Linked DNA regions of Homo sapiens: region 2 is linked to region 1. A link is a loop called in an ENCODE intact Hi-C map of the cell type or tissue named here. Cell type or tissue: dorsolateral prefrontal cortex. All regions are shown on one strand. Links, peaks and the distances in the headings refer to the core of each region. The heading gives the core; the rest is flanking DNA. Region 1 overlaps LINC01331 (long intergenic non-protein coding RNA 1331). Region 2 holds the start of LOC124901005 (a long non-coding RNA gene).

Region 1 (13,208 bases), core at 553-8,552:
TATTCACACAAACCTAGACAGTATAGCCTCCTGCACACCTAGGCTATATGGTATAGCCTATTGCTCCTAGGCTACAAACCTGGATAGCATGTTGCTGTACTGAATACTGTAGGCAATTGTTACACAATGGTAAGTATTTGTTTACCTAGACATATCTAAACATAGAAAAGGTACAGTGTTACAGTAGAAATATAGTATTATTTTATAGGCCTAACATCCTATATGTGGTTTGTTGTTGACCAAAATGTCATTATGTAGCGCATGACTGTATTTACTCTGAGGGTCTATGACAAAAGCTAAAGGAGCACTGTTTGTTCCAGCAAAACAGTGGAACTGACCCAACTCTGGTGACTAGAGCAGGGGCTGGGCAAATTAAGCCTCCTGGGCTCAAATCCAGCCAAATCCCTCTTTGCACAGTTTGTGAATAGTTTTTATATTTTTATTGATTGATTGATTGAGACAGAGCTTTGCTGTGTCACCCAGGCTGGAGTGCAGTGGCACGATCTTGGCTCACTGCAACCTCCACCTCCTGTGTTCAAATGATTATCTTGCCTCAGCCTCCTGAGTAGCTGGGATTACAGGTGTGTGCCACCACGTCCAGCTAATTTTTGTATTTTTAATAGAGACGGGGATTCACCATGTTGGCCAGGCTGGTCTCGAACTCCTGACCTCAGGTGATCCGCCTACCTCAGCCTCCCAAAGTGCTGGGATTATAGGTGTGAGCAACTGCACCTGGCCAGTTTTTACATTTTTAATGCTTAAAAATATCAGAGACAAATATTGTTTTATATTATGTAAAAATTTTACAAAATACAAATTTTAGTATCCACAGTAACGTTTTATTGGAACACAACCACACACATTCATATAAGTATTGTACTGTGAGGGCCTTGAGGTGCTTCTGATGTATGCTAGAGTTTGAGGACCAATGGGATAGAGAAATGGATAGACTGTGGTATAGTCATAAGAATAGTATGCAGTAGTTAAATGTATTAGATCTAAATGTATTAACATGACTAAATCTTGAAGTAAAAAAATTGCAAAAGGACATGTATAGTGATACTACTTTGTACTTTAAAAATAATCATGTGGTTCAAAGATACATATATAAGTAGCAAAAGTTATAAAACCTGCCCATGAATGATACATCTTAATTACAGAATAATGGTTACCTCTAAAACCAGAGGGAGGGGGAAGAATGAAGGAGGGGTTAGATTTTAGCTGTATTTGTGTTTTATTCCTTAAAGGGACTCAAATTAAATATGACAAAACATTAATATCTGTTAAATATGAGTAGTGGATATGTGTGAAATTTGTTAGAGGCTTGAAAAATTCATGATTAAAGATAAGAAAAATTTAAGCCACACCTTCTCATTGAAAAAATTAGGAATATAAAGAATAATATCAAATACTTAAATATTAAAAGTGATCAATAATCCTACCACCTGAAGGTAATTACTAATAATATTTTGGTATTTTCCCTTCTAGTCTTTTTTTTAACCTATGCATAGTAAAATAATTTTCATCATATATTTATAATTTTGTATCTTTTCTTTTTATTTAATATTGGCTCTTAAGAATTTTCCATGTAATTATTCTAATTTTTATAATAACCACATATACTTCATATTTGTATAGCACTTTTTTCTGAATTTAAGCATAAATACACACTTGCATAAAAATTTGGAGAATAAAGTACATAGAAAAGTGAAATTATCTGTCATTGCAGCACTTTGATGTGATAGTGTTTTATGTATATTTCTCCGGTCTTGATTGTTGTTTTGTATCCTTAATTTTTTAATTTAATATATCATGAAATTTCCTCCATGATAATTGTTCTAAAACCTGACTTTATTTTTTAAAAATTTATTTATTTATTTATTTTTTTGAGACAGAGTCTCTTGCTCTGTCGCCCAGTCTGTAGTGCAGTAGTGTGATCTTGGTCCACTACAACCTCCGCCTCCCCGGTTCAAGCAATTCTCAGGAGGCCTCAGCTTCCCAAGTAGCTGAGACTACAGGTGCCCACCACCATGCCCAGCTAATTTTTTGTATTTTAGTAGAGACGGGGTTTCACCATGTTGCTCAGGGTGGTCTTGAACTCCTGAGCTCAGGCAATCTGCCCTCCTTGGTCTCCCAAAGTGCTAGGATTACAGGTGTGAGCCACCGTACCCAGCCTAAAACATGACTTGGAATGGCTCCATATAATTCTATTATATATGGATTAAGATATGCACACATTTAATGAATTTTCATCTGTTACTCTTCATGTTCACTCTGTCCACATCTGTAAACATGAGAGAGAAAACCAAATAATCTATTGGCAACATCTGTGGGACCAGAGAGGGAACAGCCAGGCTTGGAGAACATTGAAGGAAAGACCCCTGTGCTCTGGGGAAGGGGTGGGAGGGGTGTTACCCTTGATTCTCACCTAAAAAGGGCTCTATGTGAGTTGAAGGTGAATGCTTATCTTCCACCCTTACCTTCTTCTGGCCTTAGGTATGTTCCTTGCTGACTTGCAGGGTAAACTTTTTGGGGCAACATACTGTATGGTTCTCACCTTCCATATTAAGGAGACAAGTGATAACTGTTGGGTGGTATAGGAGAGAAAGAGTTTCTGGAATCCTTCAGAAATGAAGACCCAGAGAAACTGAGAAATCTGTGTATTTTTATGTACAGTCATACAGAAGTATGAATGAAGGACAAATGGGTTTGATCTAATGGCAGTAAATGGAGAGGAACTTAGCAAGGCCTGTTTCTTCAGATTCTTCTCTGCATCCCTATGTCTTTGTTCCTTTCCTCTGGGTATAGGGAGAACTTGTCTATAATGAGGGTCTTATGATCTACTTTAGGGGAAAGTCAGAGAATTCTTTTATGGCCAGCTGCAAGGGAGAATGGCTGAAGAAAGTCAGAGAGAACATGCTTCTGCTGTTTTCTCAAATCCAAGGTGCCATATTTTGGGGTTAGTGTGTTTTAAACCCCACCATTCCCTGAAACTTCCCCAAAAAGTTTTACAGTCCAGAAACTGGGTATTGGATTGTCCTACAAGTTACTGAACTTGTCTTTTATTCCTGGGGATAGGCCAGTTCAGCTAGACAGTTAATAGTTGTGTTTCATGTCAGGAGTTAGTGTGGCAGGTCGGCTTCCATTAGACTTAGACGTCTATATGGTCTGATCAATCAGGTATTTAAATGAGTCATTTCTATGAAAACAAAGAAAAACAAAAGCTAATGGTTAGAGCAAACTATAAACTCAGTTTTTGAATCCAGATGACAGATAGTCGAGAAGATTTCTAAATTTGAGCTTGAAGCATCTTCAGATGGAGTGAAGACAGGCAGGGACACTGACAGATTTTTCTGGTTTGCAGTTTGAATGTCATGAAGGTTGTCCATACATAAGCTATTGTGGTGACTTCTCTGAAGTCTATATCAAGTCATCTAGCTTCAGCTCACAGGGCTTCAGGAAAGGGGCAATTTTAATTTCAGTGACTACACGTCAGAAGGATTGGGAAATATTAGTCTGGAGAGTTGCAGCCAGATATTGGAGGAAACTATAAGAATTTAGAATCCAATCCAGTTTGCAGGTAAATAACAAAACCTCAAAAATTATGAACAAGGCTAGAATCTAATAACAAGCACACTATAAATTTTTTCTGAAACATAATTTATTTCTCTGTAGTCATCCCCAGTTTTACCAAAAATAACCAAAGTAGACAAATTCACTTCCAAATTAAGTTTAGTCTCATTAAACTTGGCCAGTTTATTTACTAAGTGTAGCAAGAGTAGTGATTGACCATGTAGGCTCTGTTAAAGTTTGCTTTGCTGGAACTTTTCATAAGGAATCTCAGACTAGATTTTTAAAAGTATTTTGAGGTTAAGAACCTCATCCAAGGACTTGGCCATCAGACTTTTGCAATACCTATAGTTTTGTTGAATTCCTCTCTTCTCAAAGTCCTCAAAATCTTCTGATGTTCCTGGGCCTGCCAGGAAGTGACATCCCTTACTCGCCTGTAACTATGTAAGGGACCCATTTATAAGAATCATGTATGCAGGGTATCAGGTCAGTTTTTTAACCCCTAAGAGGCTTTATTGGCACCATAAAGTCAACCTTAGTTCCTTAAGTTGTCTGGTCACATCTGAAAACATGACATTCCAGTCAATGCCTTCATAATATAACCAGTGTTTCCAACTGTATCTTGTACAAGGAGAATAGATTTTTATTAAACTTACATAAATATGTTATTTATATAATATAGTTATTTATATAAATGTTATTTATATAAAAATATAATCCCTGGTATCTTATAATCCCCTTTAACAATTTTCCAATGTTAACATCTCTGGGTTGTGACTTACAGTCAAAGACTTTCTAGGGTCAATAAAAATCAAAGACTTTCTAGGGTCTTGGCTGAGCTGGTATCTTAAAGCTGTAGTTTTCAACCCTGGCTAATGTTTTCAATGTTAGAATCCTCTGGAGCATTAAAAAAAATCAGATGCCTGGTCCTCACCTCAGAGATTATATTAAATTGATTGAGATGGGAGAATATGCATCTGTATTTAAAAAGCCCCCCAGAGTTGAAACCATTGTTATTTACAGCCTTTAGTGGAAGGAAAAATTATAGCAATCAAAGACCAACTAAGGGTGACTCTTAATAAAGTTACGGGACAACTTGGCTTCCAACATTTAGAGAAACTCAATAAGGTGTCCTAGTCCTACAAGAAAAAGCATTTGGCTTGGAATCAAAAGAGCTATCCTGGCTCCACCAATTTCTAGTTTTATGACCTTAGACAAGAGATGTTGTCTCTTCCAGACTTGTTTCTTCCCTTGTTTAATAGCCACATACCTACTTCACAAGGTTGTTGTGAGAAATAAACATGATAATGTAATAACATACCTACCACATTCCATGACACATTTTTGGTGCCTATAAGCAGAAGTTTTCTTCCAAATATAAATTAAATTAAAAGTAGATTTATTGAGCCTGGAAGAAAAATAATAGAGCTAAGTGTGGCTTATTTAAACCTTTTGAATATATTTCTAGTGTTTAGGTCCCCAGCTCATTTACATGATAAAAATAGAAGGAACAAAACTATAAGGGCCAGTGTCAGCTTAGTTTCTCATTTTTTTTCCAAAAAATACTTAAAGGAATTGAGTGGAAAGAACCTATGCTAAGAAATACAAGTTTACGTATCCAAAATGTTTCCAAATCCACCCAGCCACATTTATAGAAGAAAGGGCTGGTTTTCCTGACAGCCAGCGATCACAAATGCTAATATGAAATGTGGGAAAGTTTATATGATAGTACGGTAGGCCCCCCTTATCCCTAGGGTACATTCCAAGATCCCCAGAGAATGCCCGGAATCACACATAGTACCAAACATTATAGCAGCGGTCCCCGACCTTTTTGGCACCAGGGACTGGCTTTGTGGAAGACAATTTTTCCATGGACGGTGGAGGGGTTGCGGGGGAGGGGTTGGTTTCGGGATGAAACATATCATCAGGAGTTACATTCTTTGTTTTATTTTTATTTAATTTATTTATTTATTTATTTATTTATTTATTTATTTATTTATTTATTTATTTGAGACAGAGTCTCGCTCTATCGCCCAGGCTGGAGTGCACTGGTGCAATCTCGGCTGACTGCAAGCTCCGCCTCCCGGGTTCACACCATTCTCCTGCCTCAGCCTCCCGAGTAGCTGGGACTACAGGCGCCCACCACCACGCCCGGTTAATTTTTTTTTTTTTTTTGTATTTTTAGTAGAGACTGGGTTTCACTGCGTTAGCCAGTATGATCTCGATCTCCTGACCTCGTGATCTGCCCGCCTTGGCTTCCCAAAGTGCTGGGATTACAGGCGTGAGCCACCATGCCCGGCCAGGAGTTACATTCTTATAAGAAGCCTGCAACCTAGATTCCTCACGTGTGCAGTTCATAGTGAGGTTCATGCACCTATGAGAATCCAGTGCCGCCTGATCTGACAGGAGGTGGAGCTTAGGCGGTAATGCTCACTGTCCCACTGTTTACCTCCTGCTGTGCAGCCCGATTCCTAACAGGACACAGACCAGTAAGGGTCCCCAGCCTGGGAGTTGGGGACCCCTGCTATATAGGCTATATATTTTTTTCCCATACATGTATATGTATGATAAAGTTTAATTTATAAAATAGGCACAGTAAGAGATTAACAACAATAAAAGAAAACAATTAAAACAATATTTTGTAATAAAAATTATGTGGATGTGCCCTCTCAAAATATCTTATCGTACTGTAAACCTTAGCAACCTCAGCATATGATTTTTTTCTTTCCTCAAGTCAACAGCTTTCACCTTTTCATTTAAAGGAAGCGCTTTACAGTTTCTCTTTGGCATGTCAGAATTGCCAGCATCACTACTCCTGGGCTTTGGGCCATTATTAAGTAAAATAAGGGCTCTTTGAATGCAGGCACTGGGATACCACAACAGTCAATTGGACAACCAGCTGGCTACTAAGTGACTGACAGGCAGGGAGTGTCGGCAGCATGGATCTGCCGGACAAAGGGACAATTCCTGTCTCAGTCAGGATGGAGAGGCACAGCCCTGAGATTTTATCTCACTACTCAGAATAGCACACCATTTAAAACTTATAAATTAATTATTTCTGAAATTTTCCATTTAATATTTTTGGACTGTGGTTGGGCATGGGTAACTGAAACTGCAAAAAGCAAAACCATGGATGGGGGTGGTGACAAGGACTTCTGCACCAACATAGACATTATTCCCCATTTTGGCGTTTGGTAAACAGTGTGCTTTATATTGCATTAAAGTTAATTTCTTTATGTATCATAACCGTTTGCTGAAGAGATACATAATGGTCCAGCCTTTTTCCACTATGAGAAAAAATATTTTCCAGCTGCATTGCATTTCTGGAAATGGAATCAACCGTAACCACTGGCACCAAATATTTAGCAGTCTGGATGCTAGTGGAGAGAAAAAGGGAAGAGTTTGCACTGCTCTCAAATCGCCTTTGCCACAGGGTAGTTACTATAATGTGATATTTCTGTGCTCGGAATAGCCAAGCTTGCGGGGAAAGCCAACATTCCCAGTGCTCAGAGTCAAACCACAACCTGGAATTGTCATGCCCAGGTGGGCCTTTATCTTGGATGGGTGAGGAAAGCCCTTTTCCATGTATAGCCAATGCTTGATGATCTGCTTCTGTGGATAGCTCACTTTATGGATTATTCACAGCAAATTTTAGGCCAAGCCCGGATCCTTTTCTCCCAACTGTCTTGCCACCCACTATGAGGCTCTAAACTGTCTCCTCCACTCAGCTAATGTGTGCTGAGAAAATTGGTTTTAACGCCACCATGCTTGCATTGATTAAATGCCTATCATGTGCCAAACTTTTCGTTAGGTCAGATCTCTATACAATTTTGTAACATAAGTGGTATTATCTTATTTTCCAGAGAAGGAAACAAGGATTTAGAGAGTTCAACATACTTGCCTAAGGTCACACACACATTTCAAAACAGAGTTAACTTTTAGGTTAACCACTCACTTTTGATAACTTGAGTCTTAGAAACTTCTCTATGAGTGAGAGGAATCTGACAAGACTTTTACCAATTTAGTGTGGTCAATTTTAAACCAGTCTCTTTATACATGAAAAGCTAAAGGCATTAAGCAAGTAAATCAAATTCAAGCTGTGTAACAGATACTCTATGATTGTTAGTGAGGTCTTTAAAAATAAAATCAGTTTGCTTAAGTGTCTTTATTGCTAGATATTATTATTACAGGGAGGATTACAAAAGTAGTTAATTTTTTTTGGCCAGGTGTGGTGGCTCCCGCTTGTAGTCCCAGCAGTTTGGGAGGCTGAGGCGGGTGGATCACCTGAGGTCAGGAGTTCGAGACCAGCCTGGCCAAATTGGTGAAACCCCATCTCTACTAAAAATATAAAAATTAGCCAGGCATGGTGGCATGTGCCTGTAATCCCAGCTACTCGGGAGGCTGAGGCAAGAGGATCGCTTGAACCAGGGAGGCAGAGGTTGCAGTAAGCTGAGATTTCACCACTGCACTCCAGCCTGGATGACAGAGCAAGATGACTCTCTTGTTAACATTTCTGTTTAAAGCCCATTACCTTTGCTCCTTGTCTTACTGTACACCCTCATTTCCATAGCAACAAGACAGCATGCAGAGGGGGCAGCCACTGGCTCTTGAGATGATGCAAATGCAGTGGAAAGTTCCACCTTGAAAGACAATATGCAAATCACTTTAGCATATGATAAACAACAAAGAAAGTGATGCTTTTTTGGGGAGACAGCTTATTTGGTTTTTGGAATGTGCTCATTTTTCTGACAGCTTCTCTATCTTGTTTTATCTTTCTGGCCTTACTTTGTTGAGACCAAAATAAAATCATTAAAAAACAAAAATTCAACCTGACATTGCATGTGATTCCATGGCAGATGTAGTGATTTGTGCTTCCAGAGATAGATCTTGAGCAGAACATTTCCAAAGCCTTTTAATTGTGCAATGAATTTGACTCTTTATTAAGTAAAGTTGTTACTAGGATATAGCTGAATAGTGAGATATTCCTCTGAAATAAATTTTCCCGAGTTTTTTTTTTTTCTATTGAGGACCTCTGCTATTATTTTTCCTTGTATCTTGCTAAAAGATTTTTAATATACTCAAATGCTTAAGAGTATGTACTATTAGCCTATATGGCCTTAACTTAGGGAAATAAGATTTCCTTTATAGGATATTAGAAATAATGTGAATCTTTTCGGCTCCACATTACTATTTTTGAGTACTTTCAAAATTGAGTTTCCCAAGAGGGATATCACTGCTGGAATATTCTGTCTTGAGACAGTCAACTGAATAGAATGAACAACATAGGCGTTTATTTTATATTTTAAAAATCCTAGGCCTGTTTTAAGTATCCATTCTTTGTATAACACAAAGCACAAGGTAAACAGGATGTGTATCTTGTAGGAGTAAAAAGAATACAGAAATGGTGCTCCTGTAAAGTTGGGGGAAATGCCTATAACAGCTCACTTTGTGGCTAAATATAGTCACTCTTCACACCTATTCATTGCTATTATTTATAGGGATTGTTCTTAGATATCTTTCCCCTAGGTTCAAAATTTCAAGTGATCAAGGATCATAGAATCCATCTTTAAAATCTTCTAAAGGTAATAATTAGACACCGTAACACCTCCTTTTATGCATGCATATCGTGTAGCTGTCACACGCCAGCTGAATGCTCTCAAGTAACACCTTCTCTTTGAGAGTTTTTGCACACAGCTTCCCGTGGAATCATGCTTGCATACGGGATTTCCACTCATAAGGCCCTGAGCCTTCCCCTCGAAGTCACTCACTGCATGCTTTGCTCTACTGAATGAGGCCAGTGGCCAGAAGAACTCAAAGTGTGGGTCTCTGGCCACCTGCAGCAGAATAACCTGTGGTACTTGGTACCTTTTAAAAATGCAGAGCTGCAAATCCAGACCTATGGACCCATCTCTGGGGATGAGCACGATCATCTGAATTTTCAGTAGGCTCCTTGATTATCATTGTTATTCCTGATGCTGAAGAAAGTTTGAGAACTGGCTCTCAGCTAAGGAATGTCGAGGGTGGGGGCTGTCTGGGGCTAAGAAAGCCTTCAGGTCCCCATATACACAAGCAGCCATTAACACCTGCTCTTCTGTCTTCCCTGGTCACTGCACCAACCCCTCTGCGGCCCCTGCACTTGAACCCATCATCTGCCTCCTCACCAGGTCTTAACAAACCCTTCTGGTTTCTCCTTGTAAGTTTTTACCTTAAAGTGTATTGAGAAATGATGTAATGTGTGAAGCAAATTAAATTGTGCATTATAAATTAAATCATTTTTTGACTTAGGAATGGGTGTGTGTGTTGGGGGACAAGCTGATGTGAGGGAGTTGGAGAGTTTTGTGCTTTTGTCTCAGGGCTCTGCCCTCATAGAATGACCCTGATCACGCTGATTCTTCCTGGATGATGGGGGTGAAGGTGGGAGTGCAATAGCCAGGGATATTCCATGCAGGGGCTGATATGAAAACATTTCCATTTCCATTCTTGATTTCATAGCTTTCATCTTGCACAGTTTGCAGCTAGAATCACGCTTGATGAAGAGCTTTTCTGGTTATTAAAAAAAAACAGAAAAAAAGTGAGATGGACATTTAGATGGATATGATTTCGGGGCAGTATGGCTATCTCTCTAGTGGTTTGGTTCAGATCTATAAAAACCGTAGCTTGCATTTCCTGAGAATAAACCAAGTCGTGGCTATGGAAAAGTGACCCAGAAGCATTGATGGATATATGGAGAAACCTATTTGGGTTAAAAAAAAATTCACCACAAGTGGATAATTTTGAGCTGATCTGATTTCAATGTAACCAACTAATATATCTGAGGTAATATGAGATAAATAAAAGGGAAAACAATGGATATGCCGCTGGTAGGAAGTTTCAAACTGAGGCCTGTCTCTGAGAATCACAGGTGAGACATTGTTACAGAGTTCCCTGTGATCTGGGAATGTAGAGAGTCACACTGAGTGTGTGATATGGATGTATGGTAGTCATCTTTATTTTCTCTAGGACTAGGCTGGCCCTGGATTCCCAGGCCTGGTACTTAGAGTGATATCGAGTAAGTCACCACCCTCACCACCCCAGGTTTGAAAACTGACAAAAGTTCTGCCTTCACTTCTGTGCATTCCTAGCCATCCTGTGCCAGAATTGAAATTGCTCTGGAAAATTCAGGGTCTCTAATAAGTGCTTGGCAAGGCAGCACTTTTTCTGATAGCATAGGGAGTAACAGCTTCCCAGACTGACCAGTTAACACATAGCAGAGATCACACATTGTAAGAAGGGAAATTAGCAGGGAAATATTACTGATACTTAGGGGACAGGCAAGACCCAGGGTGCAGGACTGATGGCAGCTAAATCCAGGTAGGGGAGGAGACGGCTAAATCCACGTAGGGGAAGAGAAAGATGGAGAGCACCAGGTCTCTGTAGATGGGGAGGGCCATATGGAAAATGTGGAAAGTAAAAATGAGGGCAAGAAAGGATAGTAGTAATCTTGTTATTTGCAAATGATGTATGGCTTTTCATAGCCATGTGTTCTTTTGATCATTCTGATATGGGAGGGGGGCAGGGAAGTGCTGGGTAGAGAAAGGCGGTGTCCTTGGCCAGGGCTCCACCCTTGGGCCTGTGCCCACAGACCTAAGTAAGAACAGGCACTCCTGTGTTCGCGCCCAAATGTTGCATTTTCCAAGACCACTCTGACCCACCATGCTCTGCATCCTGTGTCCATATAAACCTGAGACCTTAGTGGGCAGAAAAACAAGCAGCTGGACATTGAGAGGAGAAGAGGAACAGAGAGGCAGAGAGTGGCAGAGAGCAGCGGGGCGGCACAGCAGAGAGAGAAGAGGAAGGACATCTGGACACCAAGAGGAGTTCAGCTGGGGCCGTCTGAGAAGAGTTTGGCTGCTGGGGGGCTTGACTCCAAGGGAAGATCACCTTCCCACTCTATCCCCTCCTTCCTGCTCCCCATCCATCTCGCTGAGCGCCACCTCCATTACTCAATAAGACCTTGCACTCATCCTTCCAGCCCACGTGTGATCTGATTCTTCTGATACAATGGGCAAGAACTCAGGCTGTCACACTGGTCCCCTGCCCTAGCGATAAGGCAGAGGGTCTGTTGAGCTGATTAACACAAGCCGTCTGCAGACGGCAAAGCTGAAAGAGCACACTGTAACACACACCCACTTGGACTTCGGGAGTCGCAGACACCCACCCCTAGATGCAGCCATGGGGCCAGAGCCCAAAAAACGCTCCCCACGGTCTCTGCACCTGCCGTCTGCATACTTCCCCTAGGGGTTTGAGTGGTGGGGCAGTGAGCCACACCTCCGCCTAACGTCCTGCGAGGGGGATAAGGGAACTCTTTCAATTCCAAGAGCCCTCAAAGCGTGAGGGTGGTTGTTATCCCCATTTTACAGCTGAAGATACTGAGCCCCAGAGAGGTAGTGACTAGCTAGGACTAGAACGCATATTTTTGTCGCTTGTTTCATTCTTATATCCATATCTATTTCTCCCACTCTGTGCTTTTGACTAATAGACTCAAAATAACCTCAAACTAACTCTGCCTACTTTATAATTTTGCCCATGAATAGCCTGATCAGGGAACGAGAGGTTAGAGAAGGAGGCATACTCAACAGACTGGACATTTTGCCTAGGTTGACTTCTGCTAAATGATGTTCATGACTGATGGTGTTTTGTTAGGCTAAACTGCATAATGGTTCTTTAATGTGGGTAAGACAAGACCACCCAATTCACTTTTAACTGATGAAGCTGAAACCAGATCTTTAGAAATGAAAGGCATATGCATTAGCCTTGATAATAGATTTCCAGATGGCTGGAATCATACCTCTGTCTCTGCCTTTGGCCAGTGATATTGACCAATAAACTGCTTTATGTCAATAGATCATGAGATATAGTGCGAGTGAATGTTACATGTAGATAATAGCCTTTATTCAGGATCTTTTATGAAACCATTTAATGTACAACCTTCGCTTAAAGCTCTCAGAGGGGAAATGTTCCGAGAAACCTTTCTAGGGTGAAAGTTTTTTATGTGATTTTTTTTTTTTGAGAGGATAACACATACTAAAATTAAGCAAAGTGTACTTGAAAGAAGGAAAAAGGTGACGGATTTGTGAGTGGTTTTGAACAGTGCTTGTAGCAAACGGCACTGCTTTCCAAGCGTCCTCTCCACAGATGTAATTTTGAAAGCAGTTTTATGAGTGACACGCAAAAAGGTGGAAGAATATCCTTATGTAACTGTCATTTGCTCATGGAGAAGCATGATTATTTTCTACTCTGCTTTATGTAAATGTAAATGTGTGTTTCCGAGAAGGTTATTCTCCCCTGTGAATTAACATAGTCCATCTCAGAAGGGGTGATGAGTCGCTTACAAGTAAATTTTGACATCCTGGGATGTTTCTTTGACATTGAATTTCGGGAGATTGATCTGGTTAAGGCTGGTAATTGTGCCTCCTTCCTTGTGGGCTGTGTGCATATTTGCATGGGAGGGAAATGAATGCAAAGGCAGATGCAGAGTGCTCGCAGCACTTGGGAGTTGGCAGATGAACTCTTTTAGTGGTTGTTTTTTAAAAATTGCTTTGAGTGGTCTGGGGAATACATTAATTTAATATCCTCTTCATATTCAGAATATGTAACAC
Region 2 (16,082 bases), core at 3,073-11,072, 140 kb before region 1:
CTAGCCCAGTGCTTGACGTGTAGTAACTTACTGTGAGATAATGGCAGTGGAATTAGCTTTCTGTGTGGTAGGAAAATGAGGTTTCTTTGACTATTATCTGCTTGTTATCTTTAGACTTCACTTTTGGTTCCTCCTTTTTCAGCCCAGAGTGAACATGTTGGCAAACACTTGACTTCACCCTACCCTGGGTGTTTGAACTGAATCATACCCTTCCGGTCGCTGGGAAACAGAGCAAGTAAAGTGTTAAGTTATATGTGAAATAACATCCTCTTCACCCTTGGCGCTACCAGTGAGAGAGTCAAGCACATGAAAACTAAATTTGACAGGGCCAAGTTTGCTGCTTTTAAAGGGCAGCGTAAGCGCCTGATCAAAGCCACTCTTTGAATTTCCGACAGGGAGAATGTTGGTTAAAATTTCTAAAGTTTACTACACAAGATAGTGCTAAAACATTTAAGAGGGGGTTGGAGTGCCTTAAAGTGCTGGGTAGGTGGGTCTCAGTCCCAAACTGCAAATTCCTCTGCCCTCCAAATGTAGGTGCTAACGGAATTAATAGAGTGTTTAACAGAAAGTTTCCCTAGGTCTTAAAGCTCATCCACCTAGGAGGTTTTATCTGCCTCCTGCTGCTCTGCCAGTGGGTGGGAAGGGCAGAAAGGAAATTACTTTGATTATCCTCTGTTTTCATGGTGCCGTGTGGCCTCAACCTAACTTAGGCTTTGATTTGCTTTGTTTCTTCTCTAGATTTTGTTGTTGTTGTTGTTGTTGTGTGTCCTTTTTTTTTTTATTATCGTTCCTGTTTGAATATGCAATTTTTTGGGGGGAGGGTGTGTGTATTCCTTTTTTCCTGTTTGAATATGCATTGTCTTGAAATTTTATATTATTATAAGATACATTCTTTTGGCCTAATGTTGACATATAGGTTACAAGGAGGTGGAGGTGGGGCAATGACACCGTAGTCTAAGGCATGCCTTGAAAGCTTGAATCACTGTTAGGAAACAGCCAAAAGAAACAACTCATGAAATGAATCAGGCTTCTGAACACACAAAAGCAAAGAATTCAGTGCAAGGTCATGAGTGGCTCCTCCAGAATTCCCTTTGTCTGTACTTAGACTTACAGCAATAGGGATACAAAAGCCCTCTGCACAATTTCCCCAGATGAAATGAGAAATAAATAAATGGGAAGAGTAAGCAGTGTGAGGAAATGCAAGCTCTATGAAATGTGCAGGCTTTGTGGTTACGGCACTTTGAATTGATATTCACACTTGATGTACGTAGATTCTGTAGCACTGGCATGCCGTAGCTGCTGGCACCTACGTGTGGACTGACGAACTTTGAGAATAAACTCCAAACTTGGGCTGTTGAGGCCTGATACATTGTCATGTGAAAGGAAGCGAGACTGATTTCTGCCATAATGGATAACAGAGATGCATTTAAATAAGAGGATTAGTATGTCTGCCTCCTAGATGGTAAAGTTAATTTGGAATCTTTCATGGTACATGGGCCAAGGAGGGTTTGCACAGGAATCTCCCTTCTTTTCACCCCTTAGTGATCACTTTACAGTCGCTCTGTTTAACCACAGAAAGAAATTTTATGAATGTTGGAAGCAGAAGATGGCAACTCCTAATAGCATCTAGACATATAGGTTTGGATTTGAAAGTGTGTATGCTTAGGAAAGAAGTGAAGGTCCTTCTTTAGACACCACTGTTTTTGTCAGGCCAGCCATCTGCATGGATGTGTACGTGCACACGTGTGTGCATTTAAGGCAAGTACTTTAAATATCTTTGCACAGTTCCTACTGAACATGTAAGACCTTTGGAAGCAATATTGTCCAGCTCCATACCAAGTTTAATTTAAAAAAAAATTTTGTGGCTAATAAGAAAAATTTAAAAACTATGGCATCACACAAATCCTTCATGCTTTTTTGTTTTGTTTTTTTTCCTTTTCCTTCTATTTCAGCTCACTCCATCACTCGATGAGATAATATGAGATTTCTACTTCGGAGAGGCCAAGTCTAATGAAGAGAAAAAAAGGAAAAGAAGTTGCAAGACTCGAATAAAATCTGCTGCACCTTGTAAATGCTCTAACTGGACATGAAGGAAAGGGGCGAGGGAGGGGGGTGGGATTTTTGGTGCAAGTAGCACATGGTTTAAATATGAATGAACAAACCTGTGATCTAGTCCTTGTCTTGTAATTGTGGATTAATGTCAATGTTAATCAGCCCCTCAAAGGGAGAGAAAAGCTGGACCTTTTCCCTTGCTGTACCATATTCAGCATTTGATTTCCATGGGCCCCACCATTTATGTGTAGAATTTGAAATGGTTGTCACCTCTCTCTGAGGACAGAGCTTGAAGCCTCCACACCAGCTGCTGCTGGAGATTCAAAGCCCAACTGTGGGTCCGAGAGGGAAGCTGGCTGGGCTGGCTGAAGAATGAAGACCACTGGACTCTCCGTTAATCTCTAAGGGGTCTGCTCCCCAGGAACGTTTCTGAACAATGGGGACTTTGTTGGTAGCCATTTGGTAGATGTTCTTTTCTATTTATAAGTGACTTTAAACTTTCCCTTGGCTGTTAAGAAGTTTGTTATAGATTTAGCTATTTATTGTTCGATGCCTGCATGCTGAAACAATGCCTACAGCTGTCTTCACATGTATGGACGTGTGTGAATGGTTGTACGTTTTGCACATTTTGTGGCTGTTGAGATGTGCTTTGCTGCACAAACATGAAAATTTTTGAGTTACAATTTGGAGCATAACTGGAGGGTGGGTTGGGGAGGGGTGGATTTTTAAAATGTCAAGACAGGGAAGGATGACAAAATGGAAATTTAAATGACATCCTAGAGGTAGAGAAACCGTGGAGATCGCTTTTCTCAGACTCACCAACTTTTAATGGGATTTCATGGGGTTTGGTTGTGCTGATAGGGTAAGGGGAGGCTGCTTTCTGCCCTTCTCCCCACTCCCATCTGATTTACTTAATTCAGTCTCAGCTGCTGAAATTTGGAAAGGACCAAATTGCTTTACAGTTTTTTTCTTTGTGTAGTATCTTGAAATCCTGGAAAATTCTATGGAATAGTTCTGTATATAGGGCACAAGTAAAGGCATTGTCCAAAGTTTATTTATTTATTTATTACCCTAAGAATGCTTTGCCATAACCACATTTAATGGGAAAAACGGCAGTATCACAGATGTAAATTAACTCACCAGATTTACTGGGCCTGAACTCATTCTCTTCTTGCTATATGATTTAGCAAGTTCTAGAAGGTCTCCAAGACAATAATTACATTGGCACAATGTATACTTCAGTGCTCACCCGTAGGCAAATCTCTTTTTAAAAAACTCTTTGGTGCACAAGTAACACATTTGGCCACAAAACACCAAAGAATTGTAGGCAGTGGCCCCTATTGAGAAGTTTTCCGGTAGAGTTGGAAATCAGTTGTGAATACATTCTTTGCTAGTTGGAGTGCTTGTTTACTAAGCATGTGCCGTCGTAGGTATTAGTGCTAGTCTCAGATAGGTGCTTCCCCTGAGGTGCAGGGGAAGACCAAAGTTTGCAACTCGAACTGCTTTCGTCCATGTTTCTCACATTGCTGTATTTTAGAAAATAGGGGTTAAGACTGATAACAACCTTTTACATTGTGACTGTGTTTGCATTGTCTAATGACAGATAAATCCTTAACATTTCTCTCCACCTTAGTACTTTAGACTAATTGTGTTTGTCCGTCCATGCCATGAATGAGTGGGCTGTAGTTGGGCCTAAATAAATGAGCTGTTGGAAGAAAAGAATCACAGTACTTTCCAGCAGTCAGTCCCTGGTTCCTAGATGTGTTCTAAGCAATGCAAATGTCTAATTGTCCCCCAGTGGGCATAGTCAGTGTCGTTTATATTGTAGCAGTTACAGCTCTGTAGTTTATGATGCAAATCTGCCAAGAGAGATGTATGTGTCACTGCATGGCTTCTGAAAGCAGGATGAATTTTCTGCAGCTGTTTCAAAGTTGGGGTCTGTTCTTGAATCCTCTATTAATTACTGTGTGTGAGCCAGAGGGAGCTGTGGTAAGGGTTGGGCCCCCAGCCTGTAGGGAACTTTCTGGACTCCCACTCTTTGAATCGATATAGGCATTTGGTCTCACTACTTGACCATTCTCACCCTGTGAAACGTCCCACACTTTGAAGCAAATACAATTCACAGCACAGTACACACAAAAACCTTGGCATAAGACAGAGAAGGTTCTTCTTATTTTGTGGGCTGGTTGCTGTAGAAACACATAACAAAGGGCAGCCCTCCACTTCTGGTATAATTGTGTAGCCCCTTTTCTTTGGGCTTGACACCTGTCTTGAATAAGAGTGATTAGAGCTGCATAATGTCCCTCTCTTGGCTATTGACCATGTGGTTCACGTACAAAACTCTGTATAAGTTGAAGGAAAATGTTCATGTTCATATGTACTTGTTTGCTATGACTACATTTTGAGGTTTTGTAAAACTGTTATTTTTTTTTTTTTCACAATGTGAAACTGAAGGTCAATAAATTATTAGAGATTTTCTCTTCATTATGTGTGTGGGTCTTCATTTGAATAAGACACAATTTGAGGCATTGTAAACGTGTGCCTTTTCTCGTTTATCCAAAGAAGGATCATTTCAGATATTCCGAACGTGTTTTATTTCACCATTTAGTGATATTTACAAAGGTAATTTTGCATATTAAATAAAACTTCCTGACCATTAGAGTATCTCTTTAAGCAAGACAAAATTCCTCATTTATGGGTTATTCATAGCTGGGAATATAACAAGTCACACACCATGCGATATTAAGACAGCATACTTTATATTGGAATGAATTTAGTTTTTTGAAATCCTCACGTGGGTTATATTTTGACAGAAAGCTGTTAGAGAAGGAGCTGGAGTTCAATCCTCTTTTCATCTGCTGACATCTGCTTTAGAAATCATTTAAAGTGGAAATATATGCATATTATTTCTGTACTGCCACAGAAAAGCACAAGTTTAACCCCTCAGGGATACTTAGTTTGTTCCAAGCTGATGGCTGTCCTAGCTGGCTCTGCATAAGGCCAGTTGAAGCCTCCTGCCCCTACCTCATGATGGCTTCATGTCACACTGAGATGCTCCTTTATCACTTGGGTTGGAACCCTTATTGTTTCAGTGTGCAGAGCAAGGTTGGGCATAACCTTTTCTGGGTAGAAAATAAATATTACCTAATTGGGAACTCTAGGAGAGCTCACAAGTAGGCATAATGCAATTACAGCCTTTGGACTTTGACCAAGATGCCAGAGCAGATGCCTTGGGTTTGACAGGAGGATCATTCGGTTCTGTGCTGTGTGAGGCTGGTCTAGAGCCAAGCCTTTGGGGACCAGTGTCAGCCTTCAGATTCCAAGTGCATGATGTTGAAGACCCGTGGAAACCCTGTTGATGACACCATATGGATGACACCAAATGACAGGGAAGAACGGCGGGTTAGTTAGGAGTTGACGGATGGGATTTAGACTCAGGAAAAAGTCTTGATGTTAATCCCTAGAGGGGTTGAGAATGGTTCCTGTAGACATGATTGTGAACAGATCTTTCATTCTCTGGAGTTGTTTCTCTTTATCATCTCAGTCGGAACATGTAGACAGATTAAAAAGATACTTCAAATTCTTAATTTTCATTCATTTGGAAATTTCATTTCATTTAGATAGATCACACCAAACAGTAGCTATGGTAATAAAAATCTGGCCACAGTAGGCAAACGGGTTGGAGGTCGGCAGTCCAGGGCCGGGACAGCACCCCCATGAGGCCATCAGGCCTCATGCTTGCAGGATGGCAGCTGCATCTCATGGCATCTCATCTGCTTTCCAGGCAGCAAAAGTGGGGCAGACAAAGGGGAAAGGGCTCAGGCCAGAGGACATTCTCCCTTTTACTTTGAATAGTAATAGTTTACCCAAAAGGCTCACCGGGAGACTTACACTTACCTCTCAGTAGCCAGAACTGGGACATGTGAACTTCCCAAGATATAAGAGAGCTTGGGGAGGGCAGAACTTTTATCTGGCACACTGCCACCCCACAGCAATGTGATTTAATTAGTAAGGAACAAAGGGAGAGCAGACGTTGGAGGGGGAAATACACAGATTATTCTCTGCAGTTGGTAGGCTTATCTACTACAGCAATGGTTCCCAGCCTTTTTGGCACCAGGAACTGGTGTTGTGGAAGACAGCTTTTCCATGGATGGGGACTGGGCCTGGAGGCGGCAGGGATGTTTTTGGGATAAAACTGTTTCACCTCAGATCATCAGGCATCAGATCAATCTTGTCCAACCTGTGGCCCAGGATGACTTTGAATGCAGCCCAACACAAATTCATAACCTTAAATTATTTGTGATTTTTTTTAGCTCATTAGCTATTATTAGTGTCTTTTATGTGTGGCCCAAGACAATTCTTCTTCTAATGTGGCCCAGGGAAACCAAAAGATTGGACATTCCTACACTAGATTTTCATAAGGAGTACAAAATCTAGATCCCTCACATCTGCTGTTCACAATAGGGTTCCAGCTCCTATGAGAATCTACTGCCCCCTCTTCCCCGGCTCCGCTGATCTGACAGGAGGCGGAGCTCAGGCAGTAATGCTCACTAGCCAAAGGCTCACCTCCTGCTGTGCCGCCCACTTCCTAACAGACCACGGGCACTGGGCCATGGCCCAGGGGCTAAGGACCCCTGTACTACAGGGAATCATCAAAGAGTCATTGTAAACTATAGCCCCATTCATTAAGTGATGAGCTGAGATTGTGCTAAGGACCTGCTTTACAGTCATCTCATTTAATCCTCATGACAAATTGAGGTAAATATAGCGAGATTTCTAAACGTCTCTGAGCCATAGATACTCGATCTGTAAAATAAGCATGACTAACATTCTTTCTAATAGAAAAATTTAATAATATAAGAAATTTAAGAGTAAATACCAGGCTCAGTGCCTGGCACATAGTAGGTCCTCAGTAATTTTTAGTTGCCATTTTGAAACATTATGGGGAGAGATACATACATAAAAATCTGAGTGCTTATTCTATGCCAGGGACTGAGTTAAGGGTTTGCAAGCCTCTCACCTTGCTCATCCCCCCGGCAACCCTGTGAGAGCAGGTGCTATTATTACTCTCATTTTGGAGATGAAGAAACAGGTCTTGAGAGATTATGTAACTTGCCCAAGGGAGTGGTGGAGGTGGATTTCAAGACACACTCTGACCTGCTCCTCCAGGTCCAGGAATGTAGAGGAAGGTGATTCACAGGGCTGAGCCTGACTGTGAGAAACCCAGGGCTGCCCTGCATTCCATCGTGCCTGGAACACATGACTCTGTAAGGTGGTCCGAGGAGACCTGCCGCTGGTGAGCCTTGCCCTGGACATGAGGACTGAAGAAGCCAGTGGAAAGAGTTGATTGAGACTCAAAATGTTCCTTGACAGCCAGTTTCAGAAGATAAGTTGTAGAGAATTTAAAAATGAACGGGGGCTCCTGGGTGGTTGTTACACTTGATCATTCATTGAGCTGTACACGGATGCTTTTTGTGCTATTCTGTTTGTAAAATGTTTATTGACTAAATGATTGAATATACCCATGGATAATGGCCAGACCGTGTATGAAAATGGAACTCTGACCCACAATCTGCAGCAACCAGCCCAGGAAACCAACACATTGTCTATGGTGATCAGCCCAGGAAGCCAGCCTGCTCTCCGTAAGTCAGACCTGTAGGAAGTTAGACCACTATCTCTGGCAACTGGTTTAGAAAGCCAGATCATAATGCCTATATTATTCACAGTCAGCCCCAAATGGCCAGGACTTGACCAATAACTGACTACTTCCCTGATTTTTGTCCTTGCTTCTAACTAAGGACCAGCCAGAGAAAGCCAAATATGCACCCCTACTCAGACACCACAGGATGCCCACTTCTGGTTGGCCCACTTGCAGCTTCCCCATGCCAACGGCCTCCAATCAAACCTGAAGACATCCCTTTTTTCCCCACAATGAAACTTTCCCTTTTCTTTGTCTTCCTTTGAGTCTCTGCCAAAATGCAAGTGACGGTGGCTGACTCTCTTGCTATATAGCAAGCTCTGAATAAATAGCCTTTGCTTGTTCACATTTGGCTGGTCATTGTTTATTTCCACAGACAAATGTTTGCTCGATAAAATAATTAAATGTTTCAATAAAAAGGTTCACAAAAATGAAGTGGGGACCAACATTGTGGGTTCTAGGCAAGCTGGGTTTTCAGAAGGTTGCTGTTATCCTCCTGACTGTCTGAGTAAATAAAATGTACACAGTGCATATAGCACGAGAAAAATGGATTTTGAGTTAATGGGGTTGAGATTAGGGAGTCTGGTTTGCAAAAGGAGAACAGTTGCTTTGTTTGGGAATATTTTGAATAAAGTGAGAACACTTAAATAAGTTTTACAGCCATATTCATGGTGCACATGAATGTATGAATAAAAGCAAAAACTTAGCAGTTAATTCCTGGTCTTGCCTGTCACAAATCTTAAGTGCTTTGCCTGTCTGACACATACTCAGACTAAGCCATCTGTCCTGCATTTGAATTTAATCGTAGACAATGAATTTTAAAGCTCTGTTATATGTCAGACATTGGACAACTAGGTGCAAGACCTAACTTTCAGAGGGAAAAAAATGTATATTGAGGCATGACGATGAATTAAAAGCAATTTGACTAAGTAAATTATAAATCTACCATAATCTTGTCCAGCTCTGCTTACAGCCCAGCTCGCTTTGTGAGTCCTGGGGAAACCAAATGAGACAAAGTTTCTGTCTTTCTCTCTCTGGTCCTGTTTCCTTGGCAACCATAATCTTTATCTCTGCAAAGATGGGGGACTGCAGCAAGAAAAGGCAGTTGGAATTTCAGCAAAGACTCTCACTAACCTTTTTCTTGTGTTATCAGATGATTTGTTTTGTTATGAAAAGTTATTTTACACCCGCTTTTTAGATAACGTGGAGAGTGTTTATTGGATATTCTAGAAAGGCTGTGAGGATTTTTTTGTCCATGAGATATGCTAATATTGTATCCACAAAGAAGATGAAATCAGCCCTTTGGTAGACACAAACTAGGCACCTGCAAAGTGGGAACTAAAATCTCTCTCTCTCTCTCTGTCTCTCTGAGGCTCTAAAGAACACATATGAAAACTCTAAATTGCAAATACACCTGCCCCACTCACCCACCCACATACATTCTGGCCAAGGCATTGCTGCCAGAAGAACCATTTGCAGAGAACAAATTTTGTAATTTTGAAATAATTTCTATACTCTGAGGAGAAGTGTGGGGAAGGGCAACCCACCCCTACAGAGAAGGAAAGGAGAAAGGAAAAGCAGAAGACAACCTTGCCGGAATGTTTCTGGTAGTGGTGGCCTCTTCACAGCCCTTTCTGGTACTTCCAGAGGGTCCACCTATTCAAGAGATGGGGGGGGCCAATCAGCAGCCTTTTTCAAAACGGGAATACCTAAACTGCATTTTGAGGGCTGTTAGTCATTCACACATTCGTATGAATCAGGTCCATCTGAAGGGTGGGTGGGGGGTTGGGAGTGGGGCTCAGACCTAGGGGAATCCCAGGAATTAGGAGGCTTGGAGGTGTGGGAGAAGAATGAGAAAGGCAAATTTTTACTTCAAAGTGTTATGGTTAGAGAGGGGAAGAAATGAATAGGCAGAGCACAGAGGATTTTTAGGGCAGTGAAACTATTCTTACGATACTATAATGAGTAATGCCTGCCATTAAACATTTGTCAAAACCCATAGAATGTGCAACACCAAGACTGAACCCTAATTAAATTGCAGACTTTGGGTGATAATGATGTGTCAGTAGGAGCCTAAGAAATGCAGGTTGTAACAAATGTACCACTCTGGGCTGGGATGTTGATAGGAGAGGGAGGTTGTGCCTGTCTGGAGCTTCGAGGTATTTGGGAACTCTGCACTTTTTGCTCAATTTTGCTGTGAACCTAAAGCTACTCTTAAAAATTAAAGCCTATAATGCTCTCCTCTCCCCAAAACACCCTACAAAAACGTTAGAAACAAAAGGAGTCTTTTAGGGTTGTCAGATAAATTGTTTAATAAAGCATAGAGTATATTTTTTTTAATGTTACCTTGAATGAACATCAGGTACTGGAAAGAAAGAAAAGTCTTTCTCTCTGCAATATTGTCAAATATACATTTGGTCCCCTTCTTACATACAGCTCCTAAAATCCTTGGAATTGCCAGAGCGATGGGTGTCTTTTGTATGCTAATAAGATGACTGGTGGCCGGGGGCGGGGGGCGGGGGGGGGGCCCTAGTTAGCTTCAAGGTGAGAGCTGCATAGGCATGATTAGAGGACTGAGATTTTTAGCTCCTCCAACTGTGTGGGATGCCAGGACTGAAAGTTACGTTGATCACCAATGATTAAGGATGTAATCAATCATGCTTATGTAATGAAGCTTCCATAAAAACCCAAAAAGGGCTGGGCTTGAGAGCTTCTGGATAGCTGACCACATGGAGGTTTCTGGAGGGTGATGCATCCAGGGAGGGGATGGAAGCTCCTTGTCTCTTCCCATATATCTCACCCTATGCTTCTCTTCATCTGTATCCTTCCTACTGTACTTATAATAAACCAGTAAACATAAGTAAAGTGTTTCTGTGTCCTGTGGGCAGCTGTAAGTAACAAAGTACCAAACTCAATTAGGAAGCTGTGGGAACCCTGTTTTCCAGTCAGTTGGACAGTGGTGACAGGCATCTGAAGCAAGGGCAGTCTTGTGGGACCACACTCTCAGCCTTTGGGATCTGACACTATTGGTATGGACAGGAGACAGAAATACTGGGTAGAAGAGGGCAGTTCCCCGACAAAGGCCCCACCCTGAAGCCTGGAAACCCGTGGCCCTAAATGAAAGCAGGCATTCCTCTTTTTGCGCCGAAATGTTGCCTTTTGGCCTGCCACACCCCTCTATCCTGTACCCATATACACTCCAAATTCCAGGCTCCACAAACACATGAGCAGATGAACAGAAGAGCAGAGGAGCAGAAGAGCGGCATGGCAGAGAAGGAGAGAAGAGAAGGAACGCCTGAATGTCGACAGGAGATTGGCTGGGGACAGTTGGAGGGGAGATCAGCCACAGGATGGCCAAATTCCAGGGGAAGATCATCTTCCTACTCCATCCTCTTTCCAGCTCCCCATCCATCCCGCTGAGAGCCAACTCCATCACTCACTAAAATCCCCCGCATTTAACATCCTTCAATTTGTCCGTGTGACCGGATTCTTCCTGGACACCAGACAAGATCCCAGCTACCAACAGGGCACTGAGCTAGTTAACACTTAAGCTGTCTGTGGATGGCAGAACTAAAAGAGCACTGTAGCATGCCCACTAGGGCTTTGGGAGTTGCAGGCTCTCACCTCCAGATGCTACTTTGGGGCTGGAGCCCAAAAGCACTTGCCCCAGCTGCTGCACCTGCCCATCTGCATGCTACCCCTCCTTTAAGGGATTTGAGCACTTGGCGGCTTGCTGAACAGATGAGCCATACCCCTGTCGCACATCCTGCTGGGGGCGGTGGGGGGAGTTGGGGGGCAGGGGGAGTGGTCAGGCAACTCACCTGTCTCACTATCTCCATGTAGCTTGTGTCAGATTGAATTGTATTAATGGACATCCCACTGGTGTCTGCTGCAGAATCTGCAGAATTGCTTGATTGATGTGTGGGAACCCCCACCCCTACTCCACATCTCGTGTTGAAAGTATTGAGTGACTGAGTTAGCATGGGAAAAAGCCCATTCAGTTTTTTTTTGCTGTCTCTAACATTTTCATTCCTGCATTCCTTGTTCCCTAACATTTTCATTCCTGCATTCCTTGTTCCAGGACCCAGAATCAGGCCAGCACCAGTGGAAACTCAGAGAATGGAGTCCTGAAGGCTGACCCAGAACCCAGCTACCAATTATAACATCACTTCTAGGAGGATATGAGTCCCACATTCTCAGCAACCAACTCAAAACTCACTAATAAGTTAATGCTAGTCTGTATTTTGGCAAATACCTATCCATAGATATCTGCACTCCCAGTATAAATACTGAATCAGAAATTTTTATTTCTGTAATATTTTACTTCTTAGAATACTTAGTGTTCAAAATTTAATTACTGCAGTATATTTTTATTTTTCTTTTTAGGTGTTTCCTTGGGGCAGAAAGTTAAATGTCCATATGACTAGAAATTTATTTCTTCATTCATTTATTTCCAGGGAAAAAAAAACCATGAAAAGGGTAATAATCACTGACAGAAATGTGGAAATGTTCAAAGAGATAAACCAAACCATTTGGGAAGAACAATGGCCTTTTCAAAGAGTTCCACTAGAGCTGATTGGAGATAGCTGGAGGGAGACAGAGCCTTCCTCTTGCATGGCAGTAGGTTGGCCTTGCTGGCCTGGGCTAGGGCAGGGTTCCTGGAACTTCCTGTGAAGAGGCAGCCTTGGGACCCCTGGGGTAGAGAATGCATGGGGTGGGGCACAGAGGCACGATGAGGTTGTGTAGATGCTGCTGGGTGCCCTTTGAACCCAGCAAACTGGAGAGAAGGCTGTGAGGAGGAGGAGTCTAGGGCAGTGACTGCTGGCATAACCTCTGGAATGGCACTCACAGGTTCTCCTGCTTTCCAAGAACCAGGACCAAAGGCAGAGAACCCTGGAGTCCCAAGGTCCCTGGGTGGGCACTGCTTGTGGTTGGTCATATAACATTCAGTGAGTTACAGAAGGCTGGGTGGTGAGCTGTCATTAGCAGATGTCTTCCTACCTCTGAGAACAAGGGATAGGCATGACTCCTCCCTTTGTCTCTAAGGATGCTGGTACATGCTGTCTCAGAACCAGAGGGGAGAGGAGCTGTCTTGGAAGGGGCTGCTGGAATTGCACCTGGACACCAGGGGCCAGGCATTAGCCCTCCACGAGGAGCAGAAAGAAGGGGAGACAGAGAGAGGAGACCACCTGTCCATCTTCCTCTCTCCAGGCTTAGCCTACATACACAAACTCTAACTCACAGGGGGGCCTAGAAAGATATCAGAGTCTACAATGGGCATAGCATTAGTCTCTGTGAACTATGGTTACTGGGTAGAACCTACAAGAAAAGCAAAGTAAGACAGGTAAAGGAGAGGAGGAGCTTGTGCCCAGCAAAGGATCCCCACTACCCACTACCAAATGGGAAACATCAGGGTTTAGAGAAAATGTTTTCTTGTTTTTTTTTTTTTTTTTTTTTTTTTTGAGACAGGGTCTCACTTTGTTACCCAGGCTGGAGTGCAGCAGTGCGATAGTGGTTCACTGCAGCCTCAATCTCCCCAGCTCAAGCAATCCTCCCACCTCAGCCTCCCTATTAGCTGGGGCTATGGTAGTCACCACACCCAGCTAATTTTTGTGTGTGTGTGTGTGTGTGTGTGTGGTTTTTTTTTTTTTTTTTTGGTAGAGATGGTGGTTTCCCTATGTTGCCCAGGCTCGTCTCGAACTCCTGGGCTCAAGCGATCCACTGCCTCAGCCCCACAAAGTGCTGGGATTACAGGCGTGAACCACCACACCCAGTTTAGAGAAATGTTTGCTTTGGTTTACTTTGCTTTCCTTCACTGGGGTCTGGCCTGGGTTGTGATCTGGAAGTGCTCCCTACCTTCTCTGGCTCTCCCCGCTTCATTACTTCACTAGAGTTTCTCCCTATAAATCTATTGCTCACTGAATCCTGCCTTGACATCTGCTTCTTGGAGGACTCAAACTAAATCAGGGGGGTTACAACTGCAGACAAGGATTGAAATCATTCCTACCTATCACTCATCCTTATGGCCCTGTGGTTTCCTGTGTGGGCAGGGCAGGTATAGGGGCAGGTGAGGGGAAGACTTTAGAGGGGACGAGATTGCCCCAGTGACCCATCTTTGAGCAGCTCACTTCCAGAGGGATTCTTTCTTCCCTTTCTTTTTTATATTTGGGGAGATGACTAAATGGTTTTGAAAACGTCTCAGTGTTTGGCACAATCTGCCCGAGCATAGTGATACGACTGCTCTGTTCACAACTACGCTGCAATTTTAGACAAAATTTTCAGAGCATCTCAGCACCTAACAACGCATAAAAACCTGGTGGTAATTTCAAGATACGTAACATCTGCTTATTTCATTTTGTTACAAGTCACCTGGGCAAAAACTCTTCCTAACTCTGCCCCATAAATGAGCTAATATCCAAATAGAACATTCTGCTTAACAGCAGTAGCAATTATCCTGTGGCAATCCATTAAAAAAGCCTTAAAGGTATGTCGCTTCTCCAGGTTAACAAAACAAAACCATTATTTTTCTTTGTAGCTCAGATGGGCTATTTGCTCTTTGTAGCTCAGATGGGCTATTTGCTAATGTCTTACCAGCTCTAACAGCTTATTCTCTGAGAAGGAAATAGTCGTGGTTTCTTTGAGAAAAACTAGTCCTCCTATCTTGGGGTTTTAAATAAAAGGATTTGGGAACCATTTAAAGTGCATTGTAAAATAATGTGGTTCTACAATAGCATTATGGCCCCCGCACTTTCCAATCATTTTAAAAGCATGCCTGCCTATTACATCTATTCAAGATTTTCCAGTGGAGACCTTTGAGCATTGTTGTGAAATAGATAACAAAGACACTGAGTTCCACAGCGATTTCTCCTCTCATTATTTTTTTTCAAACTGCTAGAATGTAATTCAGGAAAAAGATAGGTTGATTAAATACATCTGCAAGAACCTTCTGGCTTTGGAAGCAGGAGAAGCCCACACTGGTCACCTTCAGTTTATTATATATCCTGACCCCTCTTCGGCACGTGTCTTTCTTCAGGTCAGTTTTCTGTTTCTTCTGTATAGTTTTGGAAGATGCCTAAAGAAAAATGCCTTGGAAAAGACTACAAGTTGACATCACTATTGTAAGGTATATGGGTGTACATTGGTCAAGAATTAGGCTGAGGCTGACATCCAGGCCTGCTTGAGTCAGTGGGATTGTTGCGCAGGTGCACACCTCCACTTGTTATATAACCTGTTTACGTAAGCTCATTCTTGGCTCGGAATTTACTTACTATGGTCTGTAAAAGGTATAACTGCCCTGCTGACACTGTACAGGCACTCCTGGGCTCAGCTTGACATGGCTTGGGGGTGCACTGGCGCCCAGAGAAAGAGAACCAGAGCTGTCTGTCTTGCAGATGGACAGAGGGGAGCCAGGGCATGGCACAGCTCGACATGGCTGGCGCTGGTGGCCAGAGGGAAAGAGTTAAGCTGTTGACCTTGAAGACAAGGGAGAGCCGGCCGTGCAGCTGTGTGTGGGAGCAGCCAAGCCGCAGAGCCGGCTGCTGAGAGGAGCTGCGGAGCCGCAGCAGACCGCCGAGATAAAGGCGGACAGTGTAATAGAGCTGCCGGTGAGAGAGCTGTTGAATAAAACTACATTTCACCTGCTTAGAGCCCCCCGAGTGTTCTTTCAGCTATTCGCCTATCCACCCACTCCCCTCGGACCTCAGTACGGGCCCGAACCTGACCCTGGACCTGACAATTGGCGTAGTTGTGGACCTAACAACTATCTTGATGCCATCTGCCAGGACCTGAGAAGAGTCTGGGCCTCTTAGTGGGGCAAGCATTGCAGGCGGTAATCCTCATCTTGCATCCCTTGGCCAAACTCTAAGAGTGTAGGAAATGACTGATAGTAGTCTGAATGGGTAGAATCCTGTCTGTAGCAACTTAGCTTTCTGTGTTCCAAGCAGGTTTTCTCTGAACCCTCTCTCTACCCCAAAGACAAAGCTCTCACATCAACATGGGATCAGAACTGGTTACCAGTCTGGGGTTTACAGCTGATCTTGAATCCTGATTCTCAGCCTATGCTTAATTTTCTGTGGTGACAATTAAAGCTCATTAAAAAGCTGACACATTGTTTCCAGCTTGTCTCTGATTTAATTAAAAGTCTTAAGGAGGGAGGAGCAGAAACCATATTAGTCACAGAAAAAAAAAGTCTGGGGCCTCCCTTTTTATCTCATGAAATTATTTATAATTTGAGAGTTATTCAGCGACTTCCATGAAGAGCCCCTTCTGTTGAAATGTTAAAAGAAGATGAAGTTAAACCTAATCAGTATGTTGTCCTTCATCCAGAGGAAAT

What was found. A loop is a pair of places that touch in the nucleus more often than their neighbours do. Peaks named below come from ENCODE experiments on the same cell type or tissue, not always from the same donor. Only the 100,000 strongest peaks of a DNase experiment are listed, where the experiment ranks them.
Region 2: a loop joins it to region 1, with 2.4 times the contacts of the local background. A loop is called at or near these places in 5 of 110 quality-filtered maps.

Annotation. Positions count from the first base shown.
Region 1 is chr5:74,476,441-74,489,648 of GRCh38, reverse strand. All of the region lies in intron 2 of LINC01331 (long intergenic non-protein coding RNA 1331), which reads left to right. Among named protein-coding and RNA genes, the nearest start is that of LINC01331, 54 kb to the left of the region's middle. RefSeq lists a silencer at 8,082-8,211. In dorsolateral prefrontal cortex, for the core only: no CTCF peak of the experiment used is centred there; no DNase peak of the experiment used is centred there; H3K4me3 peaks cover 746 bases; H3K27ac peaks cover 232 bases.
Region 2 is chr5:74,615,863-74,631,944 of GRCh38, reverse strand. It overlaps ENC1 (ectodermal-neural cortex 1), which reads left to right. Exons shown (of 3, transcript NM_003633.4): 3 at 1,953-4,536. LOC124901005 (a long non-coding RNA gene) reads left to right here and starts at 7,037. Exons shown (of 2, transcript XR_007058822.1): 1 at 7,037-7,694; 2 at 7,851-8,096. RefSeq lists enhancers at 223-1,036, 6,062-6,561, 6,562-7,063. In dorsolateral prefrontal cortex, for the core only: no CTCF peak of the experiment used is centred there; no DNase peak of the experiment used is centred there; H3K27ac peaks cover 475 bases.